2 separate regions of the Homo sapiens genome follow, and region 2 is linked to region 1. A link is an interaction called in ENCODE POLR2A ChIA-PET data of the cell type or tissue named here. Cell type or tissue: PC-3. All regions are shown on one strand. Each heading gives the region's core, and the rest is flanking DNA. Links, peaks and the distances in the headings are about the cores only. Region 1 has its middle 10 kb from the start of IFT57. Region 2 overlaps IFT57 (intraflagellar transport 57).

What was found. ChIA-PET counts read pairs that join two places held together with the same protein. Peaks named below come from ENCODE experiments on the same cell type or tissue, not always from the same donor. Only the 100,000 strongest peaks of a DNase experiment are listed, where the experiment ranks them.
Region 2: POLR2A ChIA-PET joins it to region 1 with 6 read pairs; 5 of 35 experiments call an interaction of 5 or more read pairs at or near these places.

The regions. Positions count from the first base shown.
Region 1 is chr3:108,231,243-108,234,170 of GRCh38, forward strand. No RefSeq gene overlaps it. Among named protein-coding and RNA genes, the nearest start is that of IFT57, 10 kb to the left of the region's middle. In PC-3, for the core only: no CTCF peak of the experiment used is centred there; no DNase peak of the experiment used is centred there.
Region 2 is chr3:108,158,644-108,161,571 of GRCh38, forward strand. It overlaps IFT57 (intraflagellar transport 57), which reads right to left. Exons shown (of 11, transcript NM_018010.4): 11 at 2,169-2,928. Among named protein-coding and RNA genes, the nearest start is that of LINC01215, 35 kb to the left of the region's middle. In PC-3, for the core only: no CTCF peak of the experiment used is centred there; a DNase peak (open chromatin) is centred at 1,408.

The DNA.
Region 1 (2,928 bases), core at 212-2,711:
TCCATTTCATTTTTTGCCATGTGAGGACACAGCAAGAAGGTCCGTGCTAGATGCCAGCACCTTGATATTGGATTTCCTAGCCTCCAGAACTCTGAGCTAATAAATTTCTGTTTATTATAAATTACTCAGTCTCAGGTATTCTTTTAGAGCAGCACAAAATGAACTAAGACAGCTCATGTGGTCCATTTCTAGACTTCAAACTTCAAACTGACTTCAGTAGATATTTTTGCTTATTTTTATGCTGTCTAAAACTGTTTTTGTGGCTTTAGAGTAAGATTTGCTCTTTGGTAGAACAACCCACCTTTTCCTTTCTCTCAGTCTTCTTGATTACTGTACATTTATTTTTTAAGATGAACTATAAATGTATTTAATCTTGAAATATATACTCTAAATATACTTTTAATAGATAATATTGAGCATATCATCCAGGGATACAGTGTGTACTATCTGAGTCTCTTATTGGGCTAAGAAGGTCACAGAAGAACTCATTTTTTTTATTATTACATTGACATTTTATTTTAAAACAAACACTTGCTATTTTCCTTATGCTAGTAAGTTAGCACTGTAGAGTATGAAAATTTCATATTTTACTTTCTGAAGGCAAGAACAGACTATTACACTGTGAAAGATTTTAATCTCCTCAGCTTCTTGAAGGAAGAATAATACTTCTGAAATGGGAAGAGGGAGCTTTTATAAGTAAAATTAGAAATGCCTCAGAGGATCTTGCTCTTTCAAAGGAAACACCAACTTTTTTTATAAAATAAAAAGCAAAAGATCTTTATTCTTGCTTGGAATACAATGACGGCTTCCTTATAGTTTTCCCTCCAGATCTACCCCTCTTTCAGTCTTTTGTCTACATTGTTCCCAAAGTAATCTTCCTGAAATGCAAATATGGACATGCCTCTGTACTACCCGACATTCTTACATGGTTCCCCTATTCAGGACAATATTCAGTTTTCTTAGCTTGCTGTGTAAACGCCAGGGACAGATTCAGGCTTTGTGGGGCTTGAAGCTTATACAGTTGGTAGGGGTGGGGGTGAGGGAGGCATAATTTTTAATAAAAAATACCAAATTTTGAATTTGAAATCAGCTACAGTACTTTGGAAGGGAGCATGCAAGTAAAGCTCCCTGGAACATAAACTGCGCTACTCTCTTGGTACATCTGCCTCTACTGGGGAATTGTTTTATCATCTGAAATGAGGTGAGGTTACCAGATCAATAAATAATGACCAAGATAGGCTGGGCATGGTACCTCATGCCTATAATCCCAGTATTTTGGGAGGCTGAGGCAGGAGGATTTCTTGAGCTAAGGAGTTCAAGACCAGCCTGGGCAACAACCAGTTAAGACCAACCAACTCTGTCTTAAATAAATAAATAACAACCAAGGTAAAGTAACTATCCAACAAGCTGACATTGCTTATAGCCCAGAGATCTCTGACTAGAATTCAAGAGTTAAGGTGGCTGCATATAGCCAGGATGGTGCTTCCTATCAAGAAACAGACTTGCTGACCCTTTATTATAGTCATCATTAAAAGGAGAATATTATGCTCATAGTTTTAAGACTAAATTGTTTTCATATAGGTTCAAGTTTGGCCCTTAAATCACCTAATTAAATAAAATTAGTTAAATTACTTTCCTGTGATTTGAGATTGCAACCCTCTACCCAGGCAGCAACTAACTTCCTGTATTAATCCTTTATTATCTGTTTGAAACATTTATTTAACAATCTTCCTGTCTGGCTGAGTCACAATTCTTAATGATATTTTAATGGTGGCTGATTGGATTCTGTATCTTTTACACCTTTGTCTGGCTCTGCAGTCAATACCACTAAAGTCATGCTAATGGCCCTATGATTAACCCCTCATGCCAGACAAGGGGTCTTCCCCAGTTGAAACTGGAGAAAATTTAATGATAGGAATGCTACACATATTCTGTCGTCATTTTGTCCTACCCTATATAATTATCCTCTCTTCATACTGTAAATTTTAGTCCTCCCTTTTGTTTCCTCTATAGCCTCTTAAAAAAAAAAAAAGCAGTGATTTCTTATTCTTTTATCTTTTGTGACCTTTCTCAAAGTATTTATGTTAGGTTGGGTCCTCCAAGAAGCAGAGGCCAAAATGGGATTAGATATGTAAAAATTTTATTAGGCTATTTGCCTGGGATAGAACATGGGAAGGGACCACAGTCAGATTTTGATGCAAGGCTGTTCACAAGTGAAGAGTAAAGGGAAGCAAGCTTGGGTGGAAGTGCTTGCTTTATGCTGCCATGCAGTCTAAGGGCTCCCACTTAAAGCTGGCAGCCTTCTGCATCATCCTATATATGGGCCAGATCAATATTCTTAGGTTTGGAATCTGTTACCTCCAGAAACCAGAAAGGCTTTCAAAATGCTGTGCTTCTTTCTTTGTGTAGGAGATGCAAGATACAATAGTTTGTCTTTTATTTTGGAGAGGTTGTCTCAGCAGGCCCCCAATCACTGCATCCCCAAAACTTAACTGAAGTGACTGCACCTGACTCTTTGTTGGGTTAATTTCTCATGCTCTAGAGTGCACGCGTCTTACCGAGGCCTCTAGCATACTAATCACCTCTTGCTCCCACTCAATCAGCATCATGTCACAGATATAATGGGGCAGTGTCATGTTCTATGGAATGTCCTGGAGGTCCAAATCTCTTCGGACTCTGTTATGACAGAGGACAGGACAGTTAACACAGCTCTGAGGAAAACTTTAAATAGATAGTGTCTATTCCTGTGAATGCAAACTGTTTCTGATCCTCTTTCCTGATTGGGCTTAAATAGAATGCATTCACTAGATCAGTGCCTGCATAATGTGTATCTGAGGACATATTTGTTCTATCAAGGATACCACGCTGGGCACAATAGCTACAAACTAGGATACTTCTTGGTTGATTCTGTAATAGTCTACAGTCATT
Region 2 (2,928 bases), core at 117-2,616, 73 kb before region 1:
AATACTATTTCAACAAATTGATTAGCTATTTGATTCAGAGAGAGACTGACTTCCATATAGAGCGCATAATCTTTAAGAACTATCATTTTTAAACTATTATTTTGAAATAATTTCAGATTATAGAAAAGTTTTAAAAAGTACAATTGAGTTCAGTATTTCCTGCTCCCACATTCCCAAAATGTTAGCAATTTCCTACATTTTTTTCACTATCCTCTCTGTATATGTATGAATATACAAACACACATACCTTTTTTTTTCCTGAACCATTTGAGAGTAAGTTGGTGACAGGGTGCCTCTTTAGAATCAAATACATGTGTGTATTGTTAAAAGTATATTATCTTATGTACAGCATAAATATCAAGAAATTAACATTAATACTATTATCCAATCCACAGGTCTTCAAAATTTTCCTGTTGCACCAATAATATCCTTTATAACAGGGGTCCCTAACTCCTGAGGCCATGGACCAGTCCCAGTCCCATTCCCAGTCCCTGGCCTGTTAGGAATTGGACCACACAGCAGGAGGTGAGCAGCGGGCCAGTGAGCAATACCGCCTGAGCTCTTCCTCCTGTCAGATCAGCAGCATTAGATGATTAGATTCTCATAGGACCGGGAACCTTATTGTGAACTGCACATGCGAGGAATCCAGCTTGCGTGCTCCTTATGAGAATCTGACTAATGCCTGATGATCTAAGGTGGAACAGTTTCATCCCAGAATCATCCCCGCCCCCTTGCCCCTGGTCAGTGGAAAAATGGTCTTGCACAACAGGGGTCCCTGGTGCCAAAAAAGTTGGGGATGACTGCTTATATTATATATATATATATGTGTGTGTGTGTGTGTGTGCACGCACATATATATGCTATATATTATATATATACACATATGCAGACACACTAAAAATATTCATATTTTTTCCTTTCCTGGCCCAGGGTCCAATCTGGAATCTCCTGTTGCATCTAGCTGTCTTATCTCTTTAGTCTCCTTTGCTCTGGAACTGTTCCTTAGAACTTTTCATGACATTATTTTTGAGGAATATAGGCTATTTTATACAAATCCCTCAGTTTGGATTCATCTGATATTTCATGAGTAGATTCAGGTTATGCATTTTCAGCAGGAACCATGTAAGTGTGTGCTCTTCTCAGCAGGCCTATGGTCTCTATTTGTCCCATTACTAGTGGTGTTAACTATTATCACCTAAAGTGGTATCTACCAGGTTTCTATACTGTAAACAACTTTTTCCTTGTAAAATGTCTTACATAATTCAAGACTATGTAAATATCCTGTTTCTATCAAACTTTCACCTACCAATTTTAGCATCCACTGATGAGTCTTGCCCAAACAATTACTACCATGGTAGATGCCATGTGGTGATTTTCTAAATCCAGCATTCCTTTTACATGAGCAGGAAGACCTTTCTCACCTCTCCATTTATTCTTTCATTCATTTATATCTGTGTGGACTTGTGGTTTCTTATTCCATGTGTTATTATTTATTACTATGACGATTGACTTTGATGCTCAAATTGTTCCAGATTGGCAGATGGTAAACCCTCAATCTGCTGTGTCCTTTAGATACTTCCCATCATTATTTAAGTACTTCCTTTCTGGCAAAGCAAGTATTTTAGACTCACCTTGTGCTTTTCCTGTTGCAGCCCAGGAATCAGAAATCTAAGACTTCCTTTTTTTTTTAAAGAAGAGAATTTAGACATCAAGATCTGAGTGCCCACAGTTGTAATTGGGCTGTCACTGCTACTAGGCTCTATCAGAGGACACAACTAGGAAATATGTGTGTGTGTATTACTACATGTTAAATATTTCTATATTTCTATTAATCTATACTTACTTTTAAAAACCCATGAGTTCATACTGATGTTTCTAATTCTAATCCAATACCATAGGAAAAGAACCCATTGTTTTTAATCGCTATCTTGAAACTATACCAAGCACACAGGCTTAATGTCATTAAACTCTTCATGCTATAGAATGGGAGCTAGAAGGTATCCTGGATCCACACAGTGCCAGTCATCTACTCATCCATTTACTAACTCAATACATTTACTAGACACTTTCTATGTGCTGGGCACCTGGCAAGGAATACGGAAATAAAAGACTTTGTCCTATCCTAAAGTAGCTCAATTCATTAGGTAGGATGGAAGAAAATAACAATATAGTATAATAAGCTCTTTATTCAAGGTATGCACAGTGTTCTATAGGAAGAGAGGAGGAGCACAGAACCCAAGCTGAGTTAACTGGAATATTTCAGAGAAGGAAGTAAAAATAGGTGGCTTATACTACTCATTGCAAGAATTTTTAGATTTTTTACATGTCTGCATAAATAATGGGTGTACTTTGCTTCTGATTGAAATGCATTTTAAGGAGAGTTCTGATTTATCTAAAAGCGTTCTCTGCATTGATTGAATTCATCAAAAAACTACTCAGCCATGACAACAGCCATGAAAATAAATTCCCAGGACCAAAGGTTTTCAGTTTTTGTATTAGACTCCTCCCAAAGACCACACAGGAAAAGAGCAACTTCAGATTTTAAAAAATGCTTATTTTCCCATGGTGGGTTTTCTGCCTTTTTTTTTTTAAACAAATTAAATAAACTGGCATATTTGTCATTGTATTGATTGTCATCCTTTCAGGTAGTTTACATACACTTTCTCCTGTCTAAACTTATCTTAAACTAAAGAGAGGTCTAGTAAGGAAAGGGAAAGATCTGTGTATGTGAGCATGTTGGGGAATACATCTAGAAAGAAAAAGCTAAGAAAAAAATAATAATATTCAGTGGAGAAAAGTATTAGGGTAAAAAATAACTTTTTAAAATTATTTTTGTTGTCCTAAACATAAAGCATTCTTATCAAATTTTCTACCACTGCTTTTGAAAATTATTAAAAAAAAAAAATTAACGCAGGCTGTCTCCTGCTT